2 separate regions of the Mus musculus genome follow, and region 2 is linked to region 1. A link is a loop called in an ENCODE intact Hi-C map of the cell type or tissue named here. Cell type or tissue: heart. All regions are shown on one strand. Links, peaks and the distances in the headings refer to the core of each region. The heading gives the core; the rest is flanking DNA.

Region 1 (15,603 bases), core at 3,265-11,264:
AAGCCAGTCCAGTTTGTATGATGCCACTCCCGAGTTGTTGGTCCTGGGTTCTATAGAAAAATAAAACAAAACAAACAAAAACAACAACAATAACAACAAAAATCAGTCTGAGCAAGCCATGAGGAACAAACTAGTAATCTGCACTCCTCTATGGTCTCTTCATGTTCCAAGTTACTGCCTTGGCTTCTCTCAGTGTGCTCGTAGGCCAAATAAGCCCTGTCCTTTGTAAGCTGTTTTTGGTCATACTGTTTTATCACAACAATAGGAATCCTAACTAACATAAACATCTTCAACAAGTGATTTTTAATTTTTTTTTAAAAAAAGTATATATATATATCTCGGGCTTTCAGAAGAAAAATTCTAAACCCAACTCCTGGCCACCTAGAGCTTCTGAGCAGATTGGGTGTTTTTACTCTTTAAAATATTTAATTCCACATACTCCATTGTCCAGAAGACAGTTTTAAAATGTGTGCCAATGTATTTAGGATATCAGATTATAAATTTAGAGTATCTTCTAAAAGGTGAATGTGATGGCTACATATAAAATCCCAGCATGGTCCAGCCTGGGTTATGGTAAGACTCTGTCCCCAAAAGTGGGGAGGGGTCTCTAAAATCAGTGATGGAGAAACTTAACTTCATGAAAATAATTTAGGGTGAATTGGAAATATGTTGTTTCTGTGTTTAAAGAAAGAGAAGTAATAAGTCTTTAGCATTATGGATCTCTAAGACTTCCTGCAGCTGGAGAGATGCCTCAGTGGTTAAGAACAGTTGCTGCTCTTCAAGAGGACCCACATGGCAGCTAACAACTGTCCATAACTCCACTTCCAAGTCACCTGTTACCCTCTTCTCACCTTTGCCAGCACTGCATGCATCACATACAAGGACATACACGTGGGGGAAACAACCACACACATAAAATAAATTATTTTTTGAAGGAGACACTATACTGACATTATACTAAGTAGTGAAAAATACCTTTACCTGTGTTTTTTGAGGAAAAAGATTTTCCTGAGATATATGATTGTGGTACTTTCACTGGAGCCTCATTCACTGCCTGCGATCAACCAGTTCAGAGTGAGCCAACAATTTTGCTGAGACAAAAACAAACAAACAAAAAACAAAACAAAACAAAACAAAAAACACATAAGGAAATCTGTTTACTGACCAGTTCTGAGTATCTATGTAAGCAAGGGTGCTTGGACTGCCACTCACGGATCATGTGTATTGTTATGTGGCTCATGTGGAATATGTTTTGTTTAATTCATTTTTTTCCTTTTTAATTGTCATTTTATTCTTTTGAAACAGGGTCTCATTTAGCCTAGGTCTGTCATAAATTCAGTTTGTAGAATAACTTTGAATTTTTGATCCTTCTGCCTCCACCTCCTAAAGCAGTGGTTCTCAAACTTCTTAATGCTAGGACCCTTTAGTACAGTTCCTCATGTTGTACTGACTCCCAACCATAAAATTATTGTCACTGCTACTTCATAATTGTATTTCCGCTACTGTTGTGTGTAGTAGTACCAAATTAACCTTGCTCAAATTGACCCCGTTGGTGGTGGTAACGCTCCTCACGTACACACTCAGATGTTCTGAGTTTTCAAATGAAATACACACATACCACACACACACACACACACACACACACACAGCCTTTATATTTTGATATTCTTTTAACAGCTTAATGGTTGGGCCTCTTCCAAACCTCTACGTGGCTAACACACCCCCCCTTCCCCATAATTTTTAAGTAATAACTTACTAAATTCTATATTCCATCTTTTCTGCCCTAGACCAAGTTAGGATCACTATTCCCTGGCTGTCTCTCTGTCCTCTGTACATCTCAAGTGTGATGTCTCCTCTTCTTCCTCTACATGGTGGCTGTCCCTCTCCTCTTTCCTTGGTCCATTGCCCAGGAATCCTAAAAGTCCCACTTCTGTCTCCCTACCTAACCATTAGCCACTGGCAACTTTATTTACCAATCAAAACCAACTGGGAGCAGGATTCCTTCAGTTTCTGACATGTAGACATGAGGATTATTGCGCAAGTTTGGGGACCAGATTAACATAATACAAGTGACATTAGACTAATTCTACAACATTTCCCCATTTTTGTCCATTTAAAAAGGTTCATGTCTCTCAGATACATGTTGAACATAATTATAACAATTACATAAATGGTAAGGTATGATATGTATTTATAACATGAAGTCTATCCTATTTGACAATTTAGATAAATTACTTTAGCGTCTATCTTAATTAATTTCCAATTCTATACTTGAATTATATTTTTATTTTAACTTGTATTTAAACTATCTTCTCAAATCTAGATCATCTTCCTTAATGTTAAACAACTTAAGTATGATTATGAGACTATAACTAGTCTTTAATCCTATCAGAGATCCAAGAATTAAATAAATATTAGCTGAATATATAGGAAGCACAAAAACACAGCTTCCAAAATTTAATTTGTAGAGACAGTTGTCTGCTTGGACATTCCCCTATATTCCTCATAATATTGGAACATTTGTCTTCAGACTTCTAGCCCAGAACCATCTGATAGATCTTAAATGAAATATGAAGCACTAACTTACCCTATCTTGGCAGAGCTAAGCTGTTGACTACCTCAAATCGTGTGTCCTTTCCTGTACTGTTGTTGTTGTTGTTGTTGTTGTTGTTGTTGTTGTTGTTGTTGTTGTTGTTGTTGTCCGTGGATGAATTAGAGCAATTCTTGCCACAAATGAAACAACTCTATATGGAGGGTATAATGCTCAATATCTTCCTTGAACTGTGAAGGGTGTACCGTCAAGAGCAAACATGTCTCCTATTCGAAAGATCTATTAATGGACTGGAAAGATGGCTCAGTGATTAAGAGCACTGGCTGTTCTTCCAAATGTCCTGAGTTCAATTCTCAGAAACCACATGGTGGTTCACAGCAATCTGTACTGGAATTTGGTCCCCTCTTCTAATGTATCTGAAGACAGCTACAGTGTACTCATATAAATAAAATAAATCTTTTTTTAAAATCTATTAATAATGAAATTACTTTAAATGTCATATCCTATGGATTTCTGATGCTTTTGAAGACTATTTATATATAGTATATCTGAACTGCTAAACACTGACTACTCTTAGCTATTTCTATTTGAATAATACTGAGAACACTTTATTATAATTAAATCAGACTCTAATATAACCATGAGTTTATCTGGCCCTTAACTTGTATTAATCATCCTGAAGAGTTTGCAACAGCAGCTATGAGAAGGACTGGGTCTAAGCCTTGTATTCTTAAATGAGTCATATAGGCACAATGCCTATCTAAAAGTAACAAAATTAATTTTAAAGTTTGTATCAATATATAAAGATTTATACCAAAAACTTAAGCCTATATCAATACATAAATTCTGTACAAATGTAAGAAATTATATCATTGGGCTAGAAAGATGGCTCAGTGGTTAAGAGCACTGACTGAGGCTGGGTGGTGGCGGCACATGCCTTTAATCCCAGCACTTGGGAGGCAGAGGCAGGCAGATTTCTGAGTTTAAGGACAGCCTGGTCTACAGAGTGAGTTCCAGGACAGCCAGGGCTACACAGAGAAACCCTGTCTCGGAAAAAAAAAACAAAAACAAAAACAAACAAACAAACAAACAAACAAAAAGACTGCTCTTCTAAAGATCCTGAGTTTAATTTCCAGCAACCACATGGTGACTCACAACCATCTGTAATGGGATCTGATGCCCTCTTCTGGTGTGTCTGAAGAAAGCTACAGTGTACTCATTAAAAAAAAAAGAAAGAAAGAAAGAAAGAAAGAAAGAAAGAAAGAAAGAAAGAATAACATCAATTTTGCGTCAAATATAAAGATTTCTACCAATGTAAAATTATGACTATACAGTATTTTAAGAATAAATTTAGCAATCCATCCAATATATCTAGTTTCTTATAATATTACTATATCCCTCTTTTTCTTTCATAATATAATTGTAATATGAATACCTAGTATTCAGGTTATTTGATGTGCAACCCCTGTGAAAGGGTCATTCATCAACACCCCCCCAAGGGGTCACGACCCACATTTTGGCAGCTGCTGTCCTAAGAGCTTGGATTGCAGGCATATACCACGACACCTGACCCATCTGAATCAGTCAGACCAAGCATTTGTCACCGTGTCACAGGTAAGAGTGCATGCTCAGAAGTGCTAGTCCCAATATGGATGAGGGCATCCAGAACCCTGTCATCCAGTGTCTCGTGAGATGCAGACACCACTGTATCTGGCCACGAGTTGCTCTCTTTTTCTTTTCTCTTCTTCTCTTCTCTTCTCTTCTCTTCTCTTCTCTTCTCTTCTCTTCTCTTCTCTTCTCTTCTCTTCTCTTCTCTTCTTTTCTTCTCTCCTCTTCTCTTCTCTTCTCTTCTCTTTTCTCCTCTTTCTTTTTTCTTTGGGGGCTGGCTTTTTAGATAGGGTCTCACTATGTAGCCACTCTGGAGTTTGAACTCACTTCATATCCCAGACTGGCTTCACACTTCCTACCTCAGCCTCCTGACCACCAATTAGTTTCTTAACTTAGATTCTGTCAGAACAAGACATTGAACATGGAGTAAATCAACAGATTTGAAAGGTGATTTCAGGAAATGCCACCACAAAGTCATAGGAAAGTGAGAGAAGGAGGGAAAAAAACAAAAAGGGCTGTAATACCAAGCCTATCTCTAGGGGCCTCCTGGGGACCTTCAGAGCACAGGACATGGAGTGGGGTGTAAGTATTGTGTCATGTGGTACTAAGGTACTTTCTTCTGCAGCAGGTGACTTCTAGGGTTACTGCCTGTGTTCAATTGGCTTGGAAAGTGGGATATGAGGTGCAGATCTTTGCCAAGTGTGCAAGACCACAAGTTTGGTTTCAGATGTTAGTGCTAGCTCTTCTGTTTCTGGTTTGGAAGATGAAAGAACGGGGAATTCTACATGATGTACATTGCCTTAATTAATTACTCAGTAATCACAATGGCAGAAATTTAGGGAAACAGCCATGGAAGAAAAATCAGGGCTGCCTGGCTAGGGCAACTGAGGAGGCTTCTGAAGAGATGCAGCATAGAAGGACAGGAAATCTTCAGCATACAGGGCAGAAAGTTGTCCCAGAAGACGAAAGGACACCTGGGGCTGTATGATCTCGGAAAGGACACCAATATTTCCTGCCAGAAGCACAGGTTACTGGGTCTCTGAAAAGGGGGCCCCAGGATGGCCTTTATTGTGGGGACAGAAAGTACAGCTCCCAGGGAAAGAGCACTTACTGCAAACTTGTTGGTGATGGTGAGTCCTGAGTCAAAGCCACAAATGTAAGGCAGGAAGAAATGCAACTAGAGGCAGGTAACAACAGACTCTTCATTTCTTCATAATTAGAAAATAAAACAATAAAGAAGCCAGGCCTGCTAGTCTACCCTGTGATCTCAGTTATCACCAAAGCAAAGACAGGAAGGTTGTGGGTTCCAGGACAGCCTGGACAACACTGTAAGACACTGTTTTAAAAAGAAAAAACAAAGAAAGAAAGAAAGAAAGAAAGAAAGAAAGAAAGAAAGAAAGAAAGAAAGAAAGAAAGAAAGAAAAAGAGGGAAACAAGTGAGGAAGTAATGTGTAACAAAGTTGATTTTTCAAAGGGCAGCAAAGAGCTGGAATGCAGTGTAGGCATGGAGCTTTGCATAGTGTACTCAAGGCCCTGAATTCTCATCTCCAGCACTGTGGAAGAAACACGGTATGTAGAGGCTACATCACTAAACACTGGTAACTAAGTTAAGAGTGCTGTAGACAAAAATAAAGCCCTGCATACAAATGTGTGCTACTTCAATAAAAGTAGTGGGAATTAGTGATATGAGTTCCACCCCACAGCTCAATGCTGTAAAGAATACCGTCAGTCCAGCACTGTTATTTCCACAATGTTCTCAGGTGCATTTCATGAGCCCTGTCTCCCTCCAATGACATTGTATTTTCTGATTGGTAAAGCAGAAACCTACCCTCACTTCTTAAAAAATTATCAAAATTATAGTCACTAATAGTTCCCAAATATTCAGTGCATTTGTTCTGTGGAGGTTCCATGGTTAAGAGCATTTGTCTCTCTTGCAAAGGACCTGGGTTCAACTCGCAGCACCCATGTGGCAGCTCACAACCATCTGTAGTTGCAGTTCCAGGGCATCGGATGCTCTCTTCTGGCCTGTATGGACATTACACATACATGTACTACACATACATATGTATATGCAACTAAACACTTAACTTTTTTTTAAGAAAGAAAGTTGTTTTCATTTATCTGCTTAAATAATTTCCCATAAACAGGGCCACTTTGAAACTCATTGAGATAGCTCAGTCAGTAAAGTGTTTTGTTTTTTTTTTTTGAAAGTACAAGAATTTGAGTTTGATGTAAAAACCCATTTTTTAAAGCTAGATGTGCTAATAACAATAGAAGCTTGGCATGGCCCCCAGTGCTTGCAATCCCAGCTCTGAAAAGGTAGAGACAGGTAGGTCCCCAGACTCACTAACCAGCCAGCCTAGCCTCATTGGTGAGTTCTAAGCCAGTGAGAAAAATCTGTCTCAAAATAAGTGTGTGGCACCAGAGGCATTGAAGCTATCCCCAGAGCTCCTCTACCTGCAAACACACACAAAATAAATAAAAATGAAAGAATGTTTAAACAAAATAAAAGCATTATCCCACAACCTGTGCATAAATTAAATTTCTACTTAATTTTTAGAAAATAAAGAACTAAAATAATAATTATTATTAATAATAGTAACAACAACAACCATAAACTAAACACACACATAGAAAAAAACCCATATCACTCAGGAGGCAGAGGCAGGTGGATTTCTGAGATCGAGGCCAGACTGGTCTACAAAGTGAGATCCAGGACAGTCAGGGCTACACAGAGAAACCCTGTCTCAAAAAACAAAACAAAAAAGGGGAAAAAGAAAAAAAGAAAGAAAGAAAGAAAGAAAGAAAGAGAGAGAGAGAGAGAGAGAGAGAGAGAGAAAGAAGGAAAGAAAGAAAGAACCTGTCCAGTTGGGCTGTGAAAACAGGAGAATCAGGAGCTCAAGGTATTCCTCAGCTCCAGGGTGAATTTTCAAGGATCCTGGACTCTGTCACCCTATTTGCAAACCAACAAGACTTTATTTCCTTCACTACTATCCCTGAATTTGCAGTGCATGCCACAAGATGGCAGTGGGTCTCTTGCTTCATATAATGTTGTTGAATAAAAAGAGGAGTTGCACACTTCAAGATATGGTTGAGAAGGTTTGTATTGGACATATGAGGGAGAATAGAGGCAGAGGAATCCGGAAATGGGTGGGGGTGGGGGTGAGAGAGCAAGAGAAGACACCAAAAGCCAGGAGGTGAGGACTAAGAGAACCAAGAGCAGACAAAGGAACAAGGAGAGGAGCCAAAGGAAAAAGAAGAAACATGTGGAAGAGCATGGCCAAAACCAGCAGGGTTTTATAGGATCAAAAGCTGGAGTAAAGGAAGAGAAACCCCTGGGCTGGGGGAGTTTAGGGTAGACTGGGAGTGGAAAGTGCAGAGAGGAGCCACTGCTACTGAGTAAACCCAGATGCCAGCATCCACTCTGGTATGGTAATAGCCATTTGTTCCAACTTTCTTTTGGAACCTGACAGTCATCATTTCCAAATCTTTAAGAATACTCAGCAAGCCCTTGAATTTAGGTAAAGATGGAATCGGAGGCTTCTTGAGGATCATAAACCACCTATATGTAGCCTACCCCAGCCTTGAAGCGGGCTGATTCAGACTTTGCTGCCACTGAATATGAGATCACCTGGGGTGTAGCCTTCTGACTTAGATGGCTATATTGTTACGTCAACTATCACTGCTCTTCTCCAAGACTCTGCTACCTGCAGAGAGACCCTTGAGACATTCCAGAGACACATCCTATCCTGCATGTCACCTACAGGCTGGCTCAAAGCACCAAGAATGGACTGGTGGGGGGTGGGGGAGATGGGCCTTCCCCCCCTTCTAAGCACAGTCTCTTAGTAAACTCGTAGGCCTTGATCAGAGAAAATTTGTCTTGGCTTCATCATTCTTTTCTTGCAGTCTAAGTCTCTTTCAATGCCAGCCTACCGTCCAGAAATACCCGGCTGCGGGCTGGCTTACTACAGATTGGTGCCAGAAACAGGGACCTGGAAACAGCAGGAAAACACTGAGGGATCGCTGTCTTGTGTGGAGCTCCACAAGAAGGAAAGAATAAGAAGATCATATCGGGCACAGTGAGCAACAGGTATTTATACTAGCACTGGTTTTAAACGTCATTTTTTAAAGTGTTGCTGGAGGTGCGATAGGATATGGACTAAGTTGGAACAGTGCTGACCCAGCGCTGGTTCCACTTAGGTTTGACAGCGAAATCTGGAACTAGAAACTCCCAAACAGGTGGTTGTCTGCAGCTTTCAAGAGCTGCTTCAGGTGAGAGGAATAGGGTTTAAAATAGTAAAATTAAATAAAATAGTAGAAAATGGATTTTGAAACTCTCCCAGAGACAGAGAGAAATTGGGGAACGCCCTGTGTTATTCTCTCTGGCCCCTACAGCAGAAGTTCTCTGCCCTCTTTGTGTTGTCTAATGTCTGGTGCACCAATCCGTTCATGTGTCAATTCATGTGTGTTTTGTTTCATTGTCTGAATGACTGAATGTTCTGTGTTTCATGTTGGAAAATAAAAATGGCTAAGACTTTATCTGCTGGTTCAGCAAAGCCCAAGAGTGGCCCACACTTTAGCCAAGAATTAAGCACAGCAGGGGAGCCACTGTTGGAAAAACTGTTTTTAAAGAAAAGTAGTCTGCAACCTCTTGGTTCTAAGGCAAATAAACTGATGGTTTTTTCCTAGAAAATTCTCTGTAATCGTGATTATTGTGTTTAGCAAATGACAAAATGCTTTTTTATCTTATAATTATAGCTAGAGAAAGTAAAATTCTTTGATTGGTCTAAATTTATAGGATTCCTGTAGCCACTTAGTTTGGGTTTTTACTGGTCTTAAAGGTATAATATACTCTGCGTGTCTTCATCATAGAATATTAGCTTATAAGTTATTGGGTATGATTTAAAAGGTGTAACATTGGTAGCAAGACAGCTTTAAATTGGTAACTAAGGTTTGGAGTCTTTCAAACACGTGGCATAAAGCAGGACAAAAAACTAGGCCTCTAAGGATACTTCTAGTTGAGATAATATTTAATGTGATTCTTATCCTAAAAGGTAGACTTAGAGATAAGATTTAAAACAATGTCTCTTTAATGAAGCATTAAAATTTGCACTGTCATGTAGTCATAGGTGTAAATTAGCAGCTAAACTTCGTAACATGATAGTAATGTTTCTAATATTGATTCTAAAGATGATAAATTGTTTTGAAATTGGGTTTTGTTTTCCCAAAGTTGTAGTTATAGTCTAATATTGCAAAAGAAACTTAAAAGTTCTATAATCTGTCCTCACAGCAAGAGGAACAAAGCTCAGATCAGCCTCTGTGGGGCTTGTGAGACTTTCTTTTGTTTTGCAAACAGTGCCTAAGGAAGTTCTTGAAACTTGCCTCTCCCTGCCTCCAGGGGAATTTTCTTTTAGCAAAAAACACTGTTGCAGATGTATCCAGATGTTGTTCTAAATAAAGTTTAAATTCAGAATTCATAAAAGGTCAGTCAGGCTGTAGAACTTATAAAGGCATTATAATCCGGCTTGCCTACTTCATGTAAAGTTATTATAGATTTAAAGGTTTGTTTTTTCCTTTGCATCCTGATAATTGTAAAGTGTTTGCTTCTAGTGAACTGGTAATCACTGGAAAATTTTGCCTCTAGGTATGGCTAATACAGCTTTATGTTATGTAAGAAAATTTTTTATTGTCTCTGCTTCAATACAAGAAGCTAAGAGTTTGAATTTTTTCAGTATATATTGTTTCCTAAGTGGAAAGTATTTTATTAGCTAATGCCTCTCAAGGGAAGTTTACTTCAAATTTTTGCTCTCACACAATGAGATTTTAAGTTCTAGGGAGTAGTTGTTGCTTCAGAAAAGATTCAGAGGCAATATCTTTATAACATTTGGGGTTTTAGTTATACTATAAAGTTGTGGTACAGAAAATCTAGAACAAAAAATTGATTTATTTCAAAATTTTATTTTCAAAAGCTTCCAAGAGATGTTAATTAGCTAAGGTCTCACCTTAAGGTCTTAAAGTGACTTAAACCTTTGTCGGATGTTATCTTGAGAGTCACAAATTAACTGGTAAAGAACAAAAGGCTTTCCAGAAAATAAAGGAAGCTTTTATAATTGCTATCAATTACAATCAATGATAATTAAATATTAGCTGCTTATTTTAATTATGGTTATTAAGTGTGCCCACAGCAATTCTTTGGCAAGAGAAAACGTTAATGTAAAATCATTTTTCTTCACCTCCTGGCCAACCGTTAGCCTACAGGGAGGGCCGGTCAGCTGGCTGCTGGCTGCTGTGGGGCAGGGCTGTGGGGTATGCAGCTTTCCCTGAGCAGTGATGGCACGGGAGGAAGCCAAGAAGTGGGCGCCTTTGTAAAGTACTCAGCGGCGGGCCTGAAACGGCCTTAGCTCTGGTTGTGTGCACCATGGCCCCCATGGGCTTCCGCCTGTCCCCGCTGGGGATGGCCGTATTTTTCCTGTTGGGGCTCAGGGTGCTCTGCCCTCTCTGCTCGGGCTTTCTGGCCTGCCACTTCAGCCTCTTCGGCCTGGATAGTGAACCTGCGGCAGGGGAGGCCAAAGTGGCGTTCACCTCAAAGCAAAGTTTTGACATCCTATTAAGGCTGCTGTGGTGCTAATTAAGAATTGTAAGATAAATTCGTATATTTTAGAAAAACTATAACAAAAAATTATGTCTTAAAAGCCTGACAAAGTGTCTGTTCCTTGTTCCAAACAGCAACTAATTTGGTTATTGCAGAATATTGATATTTGGCCTATTGCATACCATCAATTTAAATAAAACTGATAATCATCCTAAAGATAAGTTAAAAATTGTTTTTATGCGTGCTTTTGTATCTTCTATAAATTTATTCATGCATGCATCCCATTTACTGTGTTTAAAAACAGCCTTTCTAGGGAAGAAAAGTATATGTGGTTGGATCACATGCTTATTCTTTTGAGTTTCCTCCTGCTTCAGCACAGATAATTAAATTGTGTGCTGTAGATGGTGTTTTAAAATGTTGAATAATCAAGCTTTAATTTGTATATTAATAGTCAATATTATATCTCAGAGCTTACAATTGCTTAAAGTTGTTCATCCCTCAGATACTATAAATTCTCAAATTTGCAATGGTTTATGCATATACAACTTAACAGAAAAAATGCTGTTCCTTTTAGAAGACTGCTTTTGGACATTTAAAATTTTGTCCTAGATAGCCTGAACAAGACCTTAAGGCAATGCCATGCTAGATTTATATTTCAGGCAGATTACAGGCCTTACATAAGAATAATTGGCCATATAATCTCCTTCTTTATATAGTCAAAATCATAATGGCTTAAGATAATATTTTGGTATTTTTAGAGAATGTGCATGTCAAATTGTAAAAAAATTGTTCTTAGTGTCCTCACTTTCTACCTGTTTCCACATAATGGTGTTAATTCTTGAGGACTTATACTTAATCAATTGCTGCAAATGGATGTAACTCATGAGGAATTTGGAAAATTAAAATATATACCTGTTTGTATTGACACTTGTTCAAGATTTCTTTTTGCTTCTCTACATACGGGAGAGGCCTCTAGAAATGTAATTGATCATTGTTTACAAGCCTTTAATGCTATACTGGCAACAATTTTACTTCATTTTGTAAGGAATTTGGTATGAAACATAAAACTGGAATTCCTTATAACCCCATGGGACAAGGAATTGTTGAACGTGCTCATAGCGCTCTGAAAAATTGGCTTTTAAAGACAAAACAGAGGCAGTTATACCCCCCAAAGTCATGAAATACCCGGTTCATGTAGGCCGTGGGCCAGCTTACTACACCTATATACCCACAAATGCCTATTAACTCAGCTCTTAGAAGTCAGAGGGGGGAAAAGTAGGAATTCAAGGTTATGTTTTGGTTAGTTGTACATTCCAGGTTAGCCTGGGCCCCATGAGCCAAGAAACAAAGCAAAAAAAAAAAGCTTCCTGTAATAGTATTGGGGAGGTATTAATTTGGTCTTCTTCCTGTTAGTTCTAAGCAATTCATTACTGCATTCTGATTGGGCACTTTTGTCCTGGACCAAATCCATCACCTCTCTACTCAGTTTCCTATATTTCAGATCCCACTGGAGAAATTTTGTTGTTATTCTGGCCATGGAATCCAAGGCTTCACACATATTAAGCAACCACCTTACTAGAACTGTACTTCAAACCACAAAGTTTTATTTTTATTGTCTTAAACTTTTTAAATGTTTCCTTTTGTGATGAATGCTACAGATTAAACCCAGGGCCTCATTCATGCTGGACAAGAACTCTCCAGATGACAGACAAGACCAAAACTCCTTCAGAAGAAATATGCTTGTTTGCTTTGTTTTGTTTTTCAAGACAGGGTTTCTCTGTGTAGCTCTGGCTGTCCTGATCACACTCTGTAGACCTGTCTGACCTTAAACAAAGAGATCTCTTCTTGCCTCTGCGTCCCCACTGCTGGGATTAAAGGTGCATGCCACCACTGCAGGGCCCCTTCTGAAGAAATTAAATCACCTGTGCTTGACACATTTATACCTTCAAGAGTCTCCTCATGGGTTAAAATTTAAATGTTGGGTTAAAGAAATGTCTCAGAGGTTAAGAGCACTGGCTTGCTCTTGCAGAAGACCAGGGTTTGGTTTCTAGTATCTATGTCACAGTTACACTTAAATCAAGTTCCAGGGGATTCAACTCCCTCTTCTGGCTTTTTGAGTACCAGACATCCTGGTGCACACAAATACGTGCAGGTGAAACAAGCATACACATAAGATGAAAATAACTACTTTTAAAAATTAGTTTAGAATGTTATGTTATGTTTCTTACCATTGTCAATACAGAAAGAGGGAATAATACATGGCACGAACCATGTAACTATGGTATTTCCACAGCATGGAAACAAGTGGCTTTATGCCAGAGCACACATGAATACATTACTATAAGTTTCCAGGCTACCCTGGTATCTAGGTTTCAGCTTCCTTACCTGCAGAATGTGTATGTTACCTGCCTCCTATGGTTGCTATATGGATGAGATTGTTTATGTTGCACTCACCAGCACCCAGCAATCTTATGGACTTGCAGCTACTATGCAGTGGACTCTGGGTTGCCTTAGTGCCCTGGGGTTGCCTTAGCCTGAGAACCAGTGAGCAGTGTCCTGCTCAAAGTTCTGCAGGCAGAAATGTCCTAGATCTGCTTCAGAGCTTCTGGCTATGATGGGACTCATTTGCCTTCAAAGCTTATTCTGTTTTCTAGAAGTTCAAGTCCTGCTGATCACAGTGGGGATTAAAACCCAAATTACGAATTTTTGGACCATTGCAGGGATGGTGAAAAAAATCTATTGAATTCTCAATTCTAGTATGTGATAGACATGGACTTTGAACATAGGGCCACACTCTATCCTGGATCAAATCCTAAAGGCCAAGAAGTGGTTAAGGACCATAGTGTATGATTGCTCTGTGACAATGGTCTGTTTTGTATGGAGAAAGTCCCTTATGACTTATCTTCCTATCAAAATATTACCCATCAGCCAGCAATATGGTTCAATGGGAACAGACAAGTTCTATCCGCAGGACCCACATGGTAGGAGACAACTGACTTCTGCAAGTTGTCCTCTCCCGTCTTGTGTACCTACACAACACACACACACACACACACACACACACACACACACACACACACACACAAACACACACACACACAGTTCTTTTCCATTGTAGCTTCCTTTTCCTCTTCTTCCTCTTCCTCCTCTTCTTCCTTCATCTCCTCCATTCTCTTCTCTCCTTCTTTTTCTACCTGCCACCCCTCTCCATTCTCCAATCCCACCTTTCCCCTCCACTGCCCAATCACAATCTCTAGTCTTTTATTGACCAGTTAAAATTTGGAAGAAGGTTTACTCATCATCACCTGAGTACCTGAGGGCAACCCTTCTTGAGGAACTAATATTGACATCAGAATATAAACAGCATTAGGCCAACCCACTACACATCCATTAGAAAGAGACTCTTTATACTTTGCATCCTTCACCAAAAGAATCAATCCTTATTCTTTTTTAAAAGATTCATTTATTTACTTTATATATATGAGTACACTGTAGCTGCACAGATGGTTAAGAGCCATCATATGGTTGCTGGGAATTGAAATCAGAACCTCTGTTCCCTCTGCCTCACTTGTTCCAGCCCAAAAGAGGGCATCAGATCTCATTACACATGGTTGTGAGCCACCACGTGGTTACTGGGACTTGAACTCGAGACCTTCAGAAGAGCAGTCAGTGAGTGCTCTTAACTGCTGAGAAATCTCACCAGCCTGCAATCCTTATTTTTATCACAGATAGGCCCCAGCCCTGAGCTCTGTTTATCAGTCAATAGAATTTATTGTAAAGCTCACAGATCACAAGTTCCACTATATTTAAATATGTATGTGGAGGGGTGGAGGGGAGGGTAAAGCATGAGGTCAGTCTCTGGAAGACTACTTCCCACAAAGATGGTTCTGTCTAGATTTTTGTTTTTCGCTCCTCACTGCTAGTTTCTCCACGGGCCATAAGGCTTGTGGTGCTCCCTGGCACCAATTTCAGTCATTTCCTATTTTTGAAGTAAATTGCTAAGTATGTTTGGTATTTCTCTTTTAGTCATAGTAGAACAATGGCTCAAAAAAAATTGGTTTTATATAATCTAACTAGTTATGTCCCCAAAGCAATAGAGAAATTTAGGGAAACCTATGGGGACCAGGGAGAGTAACAACAGAGCCTCACCTTTTGGGATTTTTCTTGGAAACTTGGCTAGAGATAGTGAGGGAATGAAGAAGGCATGGAGTTAGGAACATAATGAATGAAACCATTCTATGAGACTTGGAAACCATTCTGCATGGCTTAGAATAATGTAAAACTTACAAGATAAGGAGCCAAACTTGAGGTAGCTCTGATTAGAACCAACCCAATGTAGTCTCAGTATGTTACTCAATCAACCCTAAAGTTGTGAGCACAGGGTAAAACTAATAATTCTAGTAAAACCAGGATAATTTAAAAAAAAGAAACCTTGAGGGCGTTGTCTGATGAGTACACTAGGAGTGGAGTGTGCAAACGCAGCACTGAGCTCTGTAGGAGGACTCTCTCCATGTTTGCAGGCTGTGGAACATCTCCATGGAAGCCCCCAAATTGTCAGGCCAGTCAGCAGATAAGGCAAGCGGCTCCAGAAACTGATTTACCGATGACCAGGGGCTCAGGATTCTCAGGTTCCATGCTCTTTTTGTTTTTTTGTTTTGTGTGTGTGTGTGTGTGTGTGTGTGTGTGTGTGTGTGTGTGTGTGTGTGTGTCTTACACGTAGCCTAGGTTGGCCTCCACTTAAGGTAATTCTCTTGTCTCAACCTCCTAATGCCAGGATTACAAATGTGAGCCATGCTGGACTCAAGACTCCTAAGTATTTTTAAGGGATGAGTCTGGCTACTAGCCAATGTAG
Region 2 (15,603 bases), core at 2,931-10,930, 79 kb after region 1:
AGCAGCTTGACAACACACCTAAAAGCTCTAGAACAAAAGGAAGCAAATTCACCCAAGAGAAGTAGATGGCAGGAAATAATCAAACTCAGGGGCAAAATCAACCAAGTGGAAACAAGAAGAACTATTCAAAGAATCAACCAATCAATGAGCTGATTCTTTGAGAAAATCAACAAGATAGATAAACCCTTGGCCAGACTCACTAGAGGGCACAGGGAAAGCATCCTAATTAACAAAATCAGAAATGAAAAGGGAGACATAACAACAGATCCTGAAGAAATCCAAAACACCATAAGATCCTTCTACAAAAGCCTATACTCAACAAAATTGGAGAACCTGGATGAAATGGACAAGTTTCTAGACAGATACCAGGCACCAAAGTTAAATCAAGATCAGGTTAATGATCTAAACAGTCCTATATCCTCTAAAGAAATAGAAGCAGTCAATTAATAGTCTCCCAACCAAAAAAAGCCCAGGACCAGATGGGTTTAGTGCAGAGTTCTATCAGACCTTCAAAGAAGATCTAATCCCAGTTCTTCACAAACTATTCCACAAAATAGAAACAGAAGGTACTCTACCCAACTCATTCTATGAAGCCACAATTACTCTGATACCTAAACCACAAAAAGACCCAAGAAAGATAGAGAACTTCAGACCAATTTCCCTTATGAATATCGATGCAAAAATCCTCAATAAAGTTCTCGCTAACTGAACCCAAGAACATATCAAAACAATCATCCATCCTGACCAAGTAGGTTTCATCCCAGGGATGCAGGGATGGTTAAAAATACAGAAATCCATCAACGTAATCCAGTATATAAACAAACTCAAAGACAAAAACCACATGATCATGTCGTTAGATGCTGAGAAAGCATTTGACAAAATACAACACCCATTCATGATAAAAGTCTTGGAAAGATCAGGAATTCAAGGCCCATACCTAACCATGATAAAAGCAATCTACAGCAAAACAGTAGCCAACATTAAAGTAAATGGTGAGAAGCTGGAAGCAATCCCACTAAAATCAGGGACTAGACAAGGCTGCCCACTCTCTCCCTACCTATTCAACATTGTACTTGAAGTCCTAGCCAGAGCAATTAGACAACAAAAGGTGATAAAGGGGATACAAATTGGAAAGGAAGAAGTCAAAATATCACTTTTTGCAGATGATATGATAGTATATATAAGTGACCATAAAAATTCCACCAGAGAACTCCTAAGCCTGATAAACAGCTTCAATGAAGTAGCTGGATATAAAATTAACTCAAACAATTCAGTGGCCTTTCTGTACACAAAGGATAAACAGGCTGAGAAAGAAATTAGGGAAACAACACCCTTCTCAATAGTCACAAAAAATATAAAATACCTTGGCGTGACTCTAACTATGGAAGTGAAAGATCTGTATGATAAGAACTTCAAGTCTCTTAAGAAAGAAATTAAAGAAGATCTGAGAAGATGGAAAGATCTCCCATGCTCATGAATTGGCAGGATCAATATAGTAAAAATGGCTATCTTGCCAAAAGCAATCTACAGATTCAATGCAATCCCCATCAAAATTCCAACTCAATTCTTCAACGAATTAGAAAGGGCAATCGGCAGATTCATCTGGAATAACAAAAAACCTAGGATAGCAAAAACTCTTCTCAAGGATAAAAGAACCTCTGGTGGAATCACCATGCCTGCCCTAAAGCTGTACTACAGAGCAATTGTGATAAAAACTGCACGGTACTGGTATATTGACAGACAAGTAGACCAATGAAATAGAATTTAAGACCCAGAAATGAATCCACACACCTATGGCCACTAGATCTTTGACAAGGGAGCTAAAACCGTCCAGTGGAAAAAAGACAGCATTTTCAACAAATGGTGCTGGCACAACTGGCTGTTATCATGTAGAAGAATGTGAATTGATTCATTTCTATCTCCTTGTATTAAGTCAAATCTAAGTGGATGGAGGAACTCCACATAAAGCCAGAGACACTGAAACTTATAGAGGAGAAAGTAGGGAAAAGCCTCGAAGATATTAGTACAGGGGACAAATTCCTAAATAGAACAGCAATGGCTTGTGCTGTAAGATCTAGAATCGACAAATGGGACCTCATAAAATTGCAAAGATTCTGCAAGGCAAAAGACACCGTCAATAAGACAAAAAGACCACCAACAGATTGGGAAAGGATCTTTACCTATCCCAAATCAGATAGGGGACTAATATCTAATATATAAAAAGAACTCAAGAAGGTGGACACCCGAAAATCAAATATCCCCATTAAAAATGGGGCTCAGAGCTGAACAAAGAATTCTCACCTGAGGAATACCGAATGGCAGAGAAGCACCTGAAAAAATGTTCAACATCCTTAATCATCAGGGAAATGGCAATCAAAACAACCCTGAGATTCTACTTCACACCAGTCAGAATGGCTAAGATCAAAAATTCAGGTGACAGCAGATGCTGGCGAGGATGTGGAGAAAGAGGAACACTCCTCCATTTTTGGTGGGATTGCAAGCTTGTACAACCACTCTAGAAATCAGTCTGGCGGTTCCTCAGAAAATTGGACATAGTACTACCAGAGGATCCTGAAATACCTCTCCTGGGCATATATACAGATATCCCAACTGGTAAGAAGGACACATCCTCCACTATGTTCATAGCAGCCTTATTTATAATAGCTGGAAAGAACCCAGATGCCCCTCAACAGAGGAATGGATACAGAAAATGTGGTACATTTACACAATGGAGTACTACTCAGCTATTAAATAGAATGAATTTATGAAATTCCTAGGCAAATGGATGGACCTGGAGGGAATCATCCTGAGTGAGGTAACCCAATCACAAAGAAACTTTCACAATATGTACTCACTGATAATTGGATATTAGCCCAAAAATTTAGGATACCCAAGATATAAGATACAATTTGCCAAAAGCATGAAACTCAAGAAGAACGAAGACCAAAGTGTGGACACTTTGCCCATTCTTAGAAATGGGAACAAAACACCCATGGAAGGAGTTACAGAGACAAAGTTTGGAGCTGTGATGAAAGGATGTACCATCTAGTGATTGCCATATCCATGGATCCATCGTATAATCAGCTCCCAATCCCTGACACCATTGCATACACTAGCAAGATTTTGCTGAAAGGACCCAGATATAGCTGTCTCTTGTGAGTCTATGCCTGGGCCTAGCAAACACATAAGTGGATGCTCACAGTCTATTGGATGGATCACAGGGCCCCCAATGGAGGAGCTAGAGAAAGTACCCAAGGAGCTAAAGGGAACTGCAACCCTATAGGTGAAACAACAATATGAACTAACCAGTAGCCCAGAGCTCCTGTCTCTAGCTGCATATGTATCAAAAGATGGCCTTGTTGGCTGTCACTGGAAAGAGAGGCCCATTGGACTTGCAAACTTTATATGCCCCAGTACAGGGGAACACCAGGGCCAAAATGGGAGAGTGGGTGGGTAGGGGAGTGGGCGGTGTGGGTATGGCGGCCTTTTGGGATAGCATTGGAAATGTAAATGAGGAAAATACCTAATAAAAAAATTTAAAAAAAAAAAGAGAGAGAGCAGGCTGAGCAAGCAGGAGAGACATGCCAGTAAAGAACATCCCTCCGTGGCCTCTGCATCAGCTCCTGCTTCCTGACCTGCTTGAGTTCCAGTCCTGACATCCTTGGTGATGAACAGCAGTATGAAAGTGTAAGCTGAATAAACCCTTTCCTCCCCAACTGCTTCTTGGTCATGATGTTTGTGCAGGAATAGAAACCCTGACTATGACAGATGTCTTATGAATTAAATGACAGAATAGTTCCTCTTCCCCGTTTTGGGTGCAATGGGGTGGGGTGTTTTAGGTTGAGTCTCACACAGCTTCTGCATGCTTTAAATTCACCATGTAGGCAGGAATGTCCTTGAACTTTTTAAAAGGAGTTTTTTTTTTTTTCTTTTTTTGAGATTTTTTATGTTAATGTGCTTGAGTGGCTTCCTGAATTTTTGTGGGCACATCAATGCCCTCTGTTCCTGTGGAAGACAGAAGATGGTTTCATATCCCCTAGGATGGAAATAATAGATGGTTGTGAGCAGCCTTATGAGTGCTGGGAATTGAACCAAGGTCATTTGGGAGAGATAGTAGTGCTCTCCTTCCTTCCTCCCTTCCTGTTTTCAGACAGGTTCTCTTTCTATAATCTTAGCTGTCCTGGAACTTGATATAGCCCAGGCTCTCCTTGGACTCATAGAGACCCACTTGACTGTTTGCACTCTGGTCCTGTTACTTTCATCTCTCTAGTGCTGGGATGAAAGACCACTAGGCTGAACATTTGTGATATTCTGCCTGCGTGGTTTTATGAACAGAGTGCCAGGCCTGTACTATACTGTGTTATTTTCTGCTTAGTAATAAAGTAGAAGTCACTTGGTATGAAGAATAAAAGTGTTGCTAGTGTTCCCAGGACCAGGCTTACTCCAACAGTGGATGGAGAATGCCAAGAACAAATTGCCTGCAGGCTATATAAAGTCTAAAATCTTTACATAAATCTGGATGATGAAACAACTTAAAAATTGACCAATATAACAAAGACAAGTATCATCGGTGTAGCACAGCATTAAAATTTGGAAGCAGTTTGGTACTCAGTATCCAGCCTTCCCAGATTATGAAGTTGTGGGAGGATATATAAGAAATGACAGGTGCAAAGGCAAGACGTGGGGCATAATTAGAAACATGGGTAGGTGGCAGGTACCAGGTGTATACACAGAAGTTATTACATGATTCTTTCCAGTTTAGCTGCTGTAGAAGAGAAACCCCTGGTCCTGTTTTATAAACACAGTACTTAGCATCCCTCTTATTAAACATCATCATTTTTGCACACCTCTAATCTCAGCCCTTGAAGGTGAAGAGAAGAAAAATAAAGCTGTGTTTAGCTCTTATTCAATAGAAAAAAAGGCCTACATAAAAAAAGTCCCAGCCGGGCGGTGGTGGTGCACGCCTTTAATCCTAGCACTTGGGAGGCAGAGGCAAGCAGATTTCTGAATTCGAGGCCAGCCTGGTCTACAAAGTGAGTTCCAAGACAGCCAGGGCTATACAGAGAAACCCTGTCTTAAAAAATCAAACCAAAACAAAACAAACAAAAAAAATTCCCATAGGGACTGAAATGAAAGAAAAAGAAAACCAAAATGTTTTCTAGTGTCTCACTGTTATTTTAAAACAGGTGAAGTGGAACTCATCTGTGATTTCTCAGAAGGCTGAGGCTCGGAGGATTTCACATTTGAGGACAGCCTGGAGATTCTGTTAAAACTCCCAAACCTTCCTAATTTATCATGTGATTTATTATGTTTATGGTAAGATGTATATATATATATATATATTTTTTTTTTTTTTTTGAGACAGTCTCATATAACCCAGGCTGACCTCAAATGAAGTATCTGCAGATAACTTTGGACTACTGATCTCTGCTGTCACCTGCGGAGCTTTTGGGATTACCACCCTGAGCCGTTACATCCACTCGATAAAATATTTTCACCTGCTAAAATTTCTGCCTAGAGTATCAGAAACCGAACCCCCAAAGACTGTTATGTGATCCCATCCTGTCCAGGGGTGCTTTGGTTCTAGGAGAGACACAAAGATAGGACTAAGGAATCCGGCCCACAGCCTCAGTCTAAGGGCTAAAAGGCCACCAAATCTAACTTCGTACTTGAGACATAAAGGTGAGCTGAAAGTCAGACCATCGCATAAGTTAACTTTGTTCCAGTTTTCAAGTGATTGGAAGCTCTCATTTTACTACTCTGTTCTTAAACACTTTACACAAGGTTACTGTAGGTGACAGCAACCTAGGCCTCAAGACCTTTTGTTTTCCTGATAGGGACTTGATATATGTATGTAGTACAGGCAGACTTTGAGCATCCCAAGTGCTGGGGTTACAAGCCAGTGCCACCACATCTGGAACGTGCATTTGGTTACAAATTACAGCATTGGGAAAGCAGTGTCTTTTTATGTGCTGGAAACAAACAAACAAACAAAAAATACAGTCCCAAAGTAGGAATCGACATGTTTACTGCGGAGGACTACAGATGTAGATGCTCCCCCTTGCTTCTGACCCTCGCCACTTCTCAACAAGCACTCCTTCCCGACACCGACACAGGCAGGGGCTTCGGCGTGGACCAAGAAGGCGTCAGCTGCGCCTGCACAGGGGGCGACGCATGCACCGCCGCCAGTCATTGGGTGCGCGCCGGGTCTGCAGGCATCCTCCCCATCACCCGATACAGAGACCCGCGGAGAGGCTGGAGATGAAGTGGCCTCGTAGATCCAGTCGGCAAAACGCCGACCGGAGGCGGAGCTGGGGACGGACTGAGTCACCAGACCCTGCGCTCCCGAGCTACGCAGCACACAAACAAAACAGCGACAGAATAGGAGGAGCCCCAGCTCTCGCGGCATCCGCGGGAGCTGCCAGCCGCTTGGGCAAGCCTCGCGTTGTTTGGTTAAGGGGCAGGGCGTTCAGCGAGAGGGCGGAGTCCAACCCAGCTGAGGGTGGGGGTGTTCCCAGGCCCCGTTGATTGGCATCTTTCTTCGGAGGGCGCCCCGCGCACGCGCAGCTCCCAGGAGGCGGTGGCGACTAGGGCAGTCCAGCTGCCCGGGTCCCGGGTTGCGGGTCGGGCTCCGCCCTCCCGCGTCGGCGCTGGCGGACGCTGTGCCGGGCCAGTCGGCTGTCTCTGCGGCGCTCCGCCCGCCGCCGGTCCGCCGCTGCTTTGGCCTGGAGGGCTCCCGCCTACGCAGGCTCGTGACGCGGGGGCTGGGACGGGGCTTCAGGGACTGAGCGGGCGCTGCCGCTGTGTGAGCGTCTTCTGCGCCTTCGGTAAGTGCGGTCCGCGTCCGCTGCTTTGGCATTTTAGACACCAGCCGGGAGAACGGATGGAGAGAGACAGGGCGAGCTGTTTTGCAGAGCCAAGGTGTTTTACAGCTTATTGCTTTTATGCGTGTTCTTTTAAAATCGTGAAACCACAGCTGTGCGTTTACAAATCTGAAGAATTTGGGTACAGAAGGAGGAGGAGGAATGCTCTTAGAAATGGAGCTAAAGTACTGCGTGCTCTGTAAGAAAAAAAAAAAAAGCTGCCAAACAATGAAGACACAAGACTCCTGCCCTCTTTCTGTCCTGGACCTCAACCCCAATATTTACGCTCCCACTACTCAGAGTAACCCGATCCCAAGTGTATGTATGCATCCAGCCTTTCAGGATTTTGTCGGTGCAAGTGAGGAGTGTGTTTATAGACGAAAATTAAAGTCCTATATAGAATATAGATTTTTGGGCCAGTAGTATACGGAACTCTCCACTCTTTTTTTTAAAAACATACTTTATTGTTAAATGTTACTGTTTAGCATGGGCTTCACACTTTCAGTAGCGAGTCAGTTAAAAGCTTATTGTATGTTTTGTGATTTGCGACGCAGTTCTATAGCTCAAGCTGAGATAGAGCCCCCTGTGCTGTGGAAGCTGACCTTGAACTCTTAGCTTCTGCCTCCACCTCCCGAGTGCTAGGATCAAACAGGAGCTGTTGTGCCTGGCCTACGTGCCAGTATTTTGCAACTTAATATATTGACTTTCACAGTATCTAAGGCCACATGCGATACTTTCATATGAAACAGGTTGCTAGTCTTTGCTTAGACCTCAGAGTTTACATGAGAGGGAATGACTGCCTAAAGATTACACAAAGTTTACTTTTTCTTTATGTCATAAAGTTTAAATACCATATGGTTAGATAGCAGCATTTAATTCTTTAAACTCTAGGAGGCTACTTTTGATGAAACTCGTAGAAAGTCACCATTTAGAAATTTTGTACTCAAATAAGAAAAAAAAAAAACCCACCACGGATTAAATATTTTGCAAGGTGAACCCTAGGGAGAAGTCTGAAAGTGGAAGAAAAGTGGTTCTGCACGCATTATTGTGCTAATCTTGCTAGCTTCCAAGGGAAACAGTCTACTAAAGTAATCATAGGCAACCGTCTTATTCCAAACAGGCCTGTCCTTAAAATCATAGACACAATTGTGCACATTTATTTAGGAATCGAACTTAAAAGACTTGAAGAGATCTATGGTATTTTCGTTGTTTTTGTCAACAATATGCTGGTACTTTTTTGTTTTTAAATAAAAGCCTAAGTAGTGTCTTCCTGCTTCTGTGGTCAGTCAGCTCAGGCCTGGAGTGCCTGACTAAGCGCCTGCTCTGCTTTTCTGGGTGGGCTGAGTACCTGAACTGCATTTATGGCCCTGCCTTGTCCTCCTGAATGGAAACTGCCTTATCAAAAATATCGAAAATAAGTGTAGGAAACTATCCTGGTGTCGTTTTCGATGAGGTTTCTGGTGGTTTCATATTAAAATAGCTGAAACACTGTAAATTGAAAAGAATACAAAGTAGACAAAATTAAACTTTGCTTATTGCATGGGAATTAAAAATGTGTTACTGGGGTTTGTGCCTTATAGTATATAATACTTTCATTTTCTGGCAGGTGTGACTAACTGTAGTTTAAGGAACTATGACCAGTAGTGAGTTCAAATAAAGTGTGATCAAATTATGCATTTGAGGAGAAACCCATGTATAGTTAAAGATTTGAGCAGTTCTTGTTTGCTCAGGATAACAAGGTAGGTGTTAAGTATCTGCCATTCATTATCTCTTACTCTGTATTGGATGTCTCATATTGGTGCACACGAAAATATTTCAGCCCAGAAAAATATTTTCAACAGACTAACTTTCAGTTATAGAAGTGGGAAGAGTTGGGAATGTGCTAAGTGTGTTCAGAAATTAAAAGCAATGGCTGGAGTTGGAGCTCCTGGCATGTCTGAGGCTCTCCGTGATTCCTGCTAAAAACAGTCCTTTGCCTGATGGGAAAGCTTGCTTTTTAGTTTATCATGAAAAGTCTTTTGGGGACTTGTTAATGTGAGTAGCTAGAGACAAATCAAGTGTTTGGGGGTCTTGTGTTTCTTCCTTTTTCTTTTTATAAATAAAAGGCACAAGGAATTATATCTGCAGCTTAAATCATCATCATCATCACCACCACCACCACCATTATTAATTTCTCCCTTTTTTGGGCTTTGTTTGGCTTTGTTTATCTTTGGTCAGTGTAAAAAACACAACGTTTATTACATACCAAAATGTGAGAGTACTAACATTCCATTTGGAATTTTAAGAACAGCCATTTTAGATTTCATCAGAGTTGTTCTTCCAAAGTTGGGATTGCAGGAAGAAGCCAAAGTAGTGAAGAGGGGGCTGAAAATTGAGAATTGACTGTCAGTAAGCAAAGGGAGAAAGAAAGTAGTTTTTAAAAGATTGCTTAGAATCAGATGTATGGATGCAGAAGGAGATGGAGTTACAATTCTTAGTTTTGAGATATTGGAATAATATCTAATTATTAATTAAGTATCCTTTATTCTGTCCTGGTGGGAATAGAATTAGAATAATTAATAACTTTGTACAACAATCCCACTTCTGTTCAGTGTGTAGTTCATTTCACTGCAGTTGAAGAGCTGTCACACGTGAAGCGCTGTGAAGGACTGTGACTACCTGCTCTGAGCCATCACCCAGCAATAGTCCTTCTGTGACTGTAGTCTCTGCCTGCTCTGAGCCATCACCCAGCAATGGTCCTTCTGCCTTGGGTATCCTTGGTTTTGGTTCTCAGCTTCCTTTTCTAGCTGTGCCTGTGATTTCATCTGCTTGTCCCCTGTCTCCTGTGTCCTGATTTTGCATCACTAGCTCATTTTCTTTAACCTTGAGATTCCCTGCCTGTGTTATTCTCTCTGATAAGTTCTTATTGGGTACCACTCTGTTACTTTGAATTTGTTACATTGTGAACTGAATAACTCTTTCTTATTTCTTTATTTTAATAAAGAATATTTTCTTAGTCATGTAGGCCCCAAATCAAAAGGTCACCCCAATTTTTGTTTTTACTGTCTGTTATTCTCACTAGTATTTTTTGTCACTGTGTGTTTTAGTCAGGGTTCCTATTCCTGCACAAATATCATAACCAAGAAGCAAGTTGGGAAGGAAAGGGTTTATTCAGCTTACACTTCCATGTTGCTGTTTATCACCAAAGGAAGTCCGGACTGGAACTCAGACAGGTCAGAAAGCAGGAGCTGATGCACAGGTCACGGAGGGATGTTCCTTACTGGCTTGCTATGCTTGTTCAAACTTCTCTTCATAAGACTTAAAGAGAACAAAGTCTCTGCTGGGCTTCTTTGAAACTTCCTTTGTCAATGCAATTATTCTGAGTCTCTTCACTTTAGCCTCAAGCAGACTTTTCAGACAAGGGCAAAAAGTAGCCACATTCTTCACCAAAATACCACAAAAACAGTCTTTATGCCACAATCTGAAATTCTTCTCCTTTGAAATCTCTTGAGCCAGGTTAATATAGTTCAAATCACTCCCAGCAACAAAATCTTCCATATTCCTACTAGGATGACCCATTAAGCTCCATTTAAAGCATTCCACTGTGTTCCAAATCCAAAGTCCCCAAATCCACTTTCTTTCAAATAAAAGCATGGTCCGGCGGCCTATCATAGCAATACCCCAGTCCCCGGTACCACTTTTGCCTTAGTTAGGGTTTTACTGCTGTGAACAGACACCATGACCAAGGCAAGTCTTATAAAAAACAACATTTAATTGGGGCTGGCTTACAGGTTCAGAGGTTCAGTCCATTATCATCAAGGTGAGAGCATGGCAGTATCCCGGCAGGCATGGCACAGGCAGAGCTGAGAGTTCTACGTCTTCATCCAAAGGCTGCTAGTGGAAGACTGACTTCCAGGCACCTAGGGTGTGGGTCTTAAGCCCACACTCACAGTGAAACACCTATTCCAACAGGTTACACCTATTCCAACAAGGCCGTACTCCCTGGTCCAAGAATATACAAACCATCACACTGTGCCTTTTTTTCTTGTTCTTCTAGCAGATGTGTATACCTTAAGATACTTCTGATTTCTCGGTTTTGCTTTTCATTCTGTTTCTGAGACTAATTGTTCTAAAAACGTCCTGAATGTGGTCTTTGATTTGTGACAAATAAAGACCCTAAACACACACAAACACACACACACACACACACACACACACACACACACACACACACAATATGTATGCCCGCCACATGCCCACAACTAGCACTTTGTTCTCGTTGGTCCTTGTGATATATAGCAGGTGCTATTACCCTAGTTCACTTGTAAAGAAACCAGGGAGGGCCTAGTATGTGGAGGGGCTAGAATTGATGCTGCAGGCATCTGCCTAGTTCCTCTGCGTTGTCTGTATTAAATCAACCCAGTGCTTTTTAAAAAACTGACTTTGTGTTTTAACAGACTTTAGCGTTGGGCCCCCAAAACCTTCAGTTTTACCATACTTTTTTCTTCTCATGCATTGTCCATTTCTTGGGATCTTTTTGCTTTTTTTTCCATCTTTATTTTTAAAAATAAGTCCTGTATGAAAGACTGGTCAGGCTCCCCTTTCTTGGTTAGTGTTTTGGTAGCTTGTGCCTGTTTACATACCTCTAGGATGATCCTGTTTACTCCCAAACTTCCAGCCATTGTAACTAACTGTGAAGTTCTTGGAAGGAGAAGCCAATTCTTAAGTTATTAATTTGGAATTGGCGAGTGACTGGGAAACTCCACTGCCTTGACATGTAAGAAGCATTTCATTTTCATTGCCACATTTTTGTTTCAAAATTCTGTTTGTTCTGTATTCCTTTTCTTTCTTGACACATAAATACACACCACGAGCTTACTAGATAGAGTTCTGTGTGTCTAACAATTCTATTTTCTTGTTCTAGTTATGTCGATTGACCAAGCCAGCCAATCAACAGGTTCTCCAGGGCATGAGGGAGGATTAAAGAAAAAGAAAATGACAATGAGACAACACTGTAGCATGACCCCAGCCAGTTCTGAGGCTGAGGTGAATTTATTTTTCCCAATCTGCTTTTATATCATATTAATTACCTGCAAGTAATAAGGAACAAGCAAGGCAATAAACACAAATAGTCAAGGAACTAGCAGTGCAATAAAGTCCCATGATCACTGTTTCTAAGTGCTTATCAGGATGACCAAGATCTCTGAGCCTACTTCCCTGTCCTAGCCCAAAGTCATATTCTTGCCTGAAGCCTATGGTATTTGTTCTAGATTACTGCCTGAGCTTACTTCTGAGTCCTGGCCCAATGTTGAATTCCTGGCAAGGAGCTGCAAAAGCTTTCCACAATAGATAATGTGGATTCTTTTCAGATTATTAGGAAATGGTAGATTGCTCATCTGAAAACTAATTTACTTGAGTGCTTGGTTCCTTGGTATACTGAGTTTGTAAAAAAATCAGTGTTTTGGTATGTGAATTTTCCATGCTGTCAAGTTGACCCAGCTTCCTAATGAACTGCAGAACTCTCATGAACCACTTCACAGTTTCTTCTGTGTATGCAGAGATTGAAAAGATTTAGCAAAATCACGTGTGTTCTTTTGTTTTTGTTTTGTTATATTTGGAAGTTGTAATCATCTAATCATCTGGATGCTCACACAGATTGGATGCTACATCAGGTTCTGAGTTCAGTCCCTAGACTCACTGTCACCACCGGAAAAATCAAAAGAAAAATCAAAAGAAAACAAAAAAGCCCAAACAAATGAACAAATAAACAAAACTCCTAGTAGTTGAACTTTCGGTGAGGGGAAAATCAGATTCTTGTTTTAAAAAATATTTATTTACTTAATGTATGCGAAGGTTCTGTCCATATGAATGCCTGCAGGCTAGAAGAGGGCATCAGATCCCATTATACATGGTTGTGAGACACTATTTGATTGCAGGGAATTGTCTGGAAGAGTAGCTAGTGCTTTTAACTGGTGAGCCATGTCTCTAGTCTCAGGGAAAATCAAGTTTAAAAGCTGAAATAGAGGGTGCCCCCACCTTTAATCTCAGCACCTGGGAGACAGAGGCAGGTAGATCTCTGAGTTCAAGGTCAGTCTGGTCTACATATGGAGTTTCAGGACAGTTAGGGCTACATAGTGAGACTATATCAAGGAGGGAAACAAATAGACCTTTGTTTATAGGCAGTGAGACAGGTGGACAGGAAAAAAGCATGGCACACTTTTTGCTTTTTACTCAGTGGACTGTATGACACTGGAGGCGTGAAGATTCAGAGACCAGAAAACGACTTTAATATTTGGGTTTGAAGAATGGGTAATCTGGATAGCCATATGGGAATGTAATTAGACAAAAGGTGTGATCTGGCTCAGTGCCTGAGAGGAAGGAAAATTTGTCTGTAAAGATTTTCCTTGGTGTCTCTGTGCCTTTCACTTGGTATAGGTCAGTATGCTTGGATGAGGGGAAATTGATCTCTCAGAAAAGTTAGGTCGGAATCTTTTCATGACCCACTCTTGATACAAGAGGATATGGGAAGGTTAAGATAAAATGTCTAGATTTTATGGCTCACTTTTGGGGGTGAGAACTATAATTTCTGTGACCTTCTTTAGGGAGGAGGAATACTCATTTCTCTAGCCTATTTTGGAGGGAAATGGAGCAGGATAAGAAAGGGTAAGGTAAGATAGTCAGAGGGCCTGCTTGCTCCTGAGGCTCTTCAGTAAGTTTTCTACATTCAAAGTAGTCAACATACGAAGCCCCATGCTCTCTGGTATTGTGGTTTTGAACCATAGTGGATGTTTTTCTGATCTGATCTTTTCTGATCTGATGATGGTTCATGGGTGATGAGTGAGGAGGGTGAGATCACGTGGCTAGAAGCTATAACAATTGAGAGTGTGCTGTAAGGGCTTTCCATCCATACAAGTTTTTCCACTATGAACATGTTTAGTAGTTCAGTGTTTAGACATTGTTAACACTAGAAACTTGCCACAAGCGCTTGCTGTAGGTTGGTCCCCACTGTGACACTGATAGAGGTGATAGGAATTTAAGAAGTGCCTGGTGGCTGGGAGCTCTTGAAAGGCATTAAAGTGGTGCTCAGGTGATGCCTGGGTAATTCTCAGTAGAGGTAGCTCTAGCAAGAGATAATTAGAGCCTGCTCACCTGGGCTCTCCCATTTCCTATTTGGGTTGTACATGTTTTCTAACACTGGTTTCCTTCTTTGCCACCCACCACCATGTAGTACAAGCAGGATGGCTGGTTTGAAAACAGAGACCGTGTTGTGGCATAGCTTTAACTTTCCAAGAGGTGTAGGGAATAACTTTTTGTTCTGACAGAGTTTGCCTCTGATATCTTGATGAAAAACTGACAGTTGTAGCCTGTTGTAGTATATTGAACACAAAACCTGTTTAGGGAGCAGACTCCCCAATAGTATCATTAGTATCATGAAGAAAACGCCTTGCCCTCCAAGGCCACGTGGTCTTTTATGTGACAGTCGATGCTTTAATTATAAAGTTACTGTATTTTCAAGTGGGAGACTTAAAGTACTGAAAGAAGCAAAGCTAAAGAACTTTCCTCTTCAGTGGGCCTTTCCCTGCTCATGGGTTGGCAGAACCATTGCACGAGCTTTGATATGTAAACAAGAACAATGTATTTGTGCACCTGAAGAGTATGAGAAAGGCTCAAGGGATGACTCAGTTGGCAAAGTGCTTGCCACACTAGCATGAGGTGAATTTAGATTCCCAGAACCTGAGTGAAAACCCAGTGACAGTAATAGCTTCCCTACTAATTTAGCACTGGGAGGAGACTGAAGGGAGCATCCTGGGGGCTTGTTGGCCAGCCAGTTTACATGAATTGGTAAGCTCCAGGTTCCATAAGAGACCTGTCTCAGTAGGGTGGATTGAAGACGGCACTTAAAATTTACCTCTGGCCATTTTATTCATGCATGTGCACGCACACTTCCACATACATTTTCATATATACATGCACATACACATGCATATACCACACATACATAACATCAGAGTCTTCTTGAATAGCAAGGAAGTGAAGAACAGTATCAGGATTTTACTTACAAATAATTATTTTACTTACAAATAATGATACAAATAACAATAATGATATGTGTGTGTGTGTGTGTGTGTGTGTGTGTGTAACATACAGACACACACAATGAAATGAGTTTGAGAACAGCCTAGGCTGCATGAGACCCTATCTCAGTGAAGGAAATTCCAAACAAATAGCTACAGTGATGCTCTGGCAAAGGTAACTAGTGAAATTTCTTTGATTTCTTCCAACTTAGTGTGTTATAAATGTAGAATGTAATTATGTAAATCACAACAGCTTCTCTTAGATTCTTTGTCTGGTCTGTCAGGTGATACCAGGTAATTTAAGGTCTCCCAAACTTGTTTTGCGAGACAAGATTTCTCTGTGTTGTCCTAGCTCCTGGATGTCTTATAACTTGCTCTGTAGACCAGGCTATCCTTGAACTCAGAAATTCACCTGCCTTTGCCTCCCAAGTACTGGGATTATAGGCATGCATCACTACCACCCAGCCCAAGTTATATATTTCTTCATACCTATTTTCATAATAATAATAGTTTGATTTCTTCAATAAGGATTATGGGGTGTTTTTATTTTTTTTTTATAAATATGAGTTTGAATACTTTTCTGATAGATGTAAAAACTTAGCTTTTGAAACTCTTTTTTGAGACAAGGTATTAGGTCTAGCAGGCTTCAATCTCCCTGTGTAGTAGAGGATGCGCTTGAACTTGGG

What was found. Peaks named below come from ENCODE experiments on the same cell type or tissue, not always from the same donor. Only the 100,000 strongest peaks of a DNase experiment are listed, where the experiment ranks them.
Region 2: it touches region 1 in a loop (2.3-fold over the local background); 2 of 42 quality-filtered maps call a loop at or near these places.

What each region holds. Positions count from the first base shown.
Region 1 is chr1:7,003,185-7,018,787 of GRCm38, forward strand. No RefSeq gene overlaps it. Among named protein-coding and RNA genes, the nearest start is that of Pcmtd1, 78 kb to the right of the region's middle. In heart, for the core only: a CTCF peak has its summit at 7,169 (motif pointing right); no DNase peak of the experiment used is centred there.
Region 2 is chr1:7,082,390-7,097,992 of GRCm38, forward strand. Pcmtd1 (protein-L-isoaspartate (D-aspartate) O-methyltransferase domain containing 1) reads left to right here and starts at 6,531. Exons shown (of 6, transcript NM_183028.3): 1 at 6,531-6,827. In heart, for the core only: a CTCF peak has its summit at 6,082; a DNase peak (open chromatin) is centred at 6,542; H3K4me3 peaks cover 2,738 bases; H3K27ac peaks cover 2,167 bases.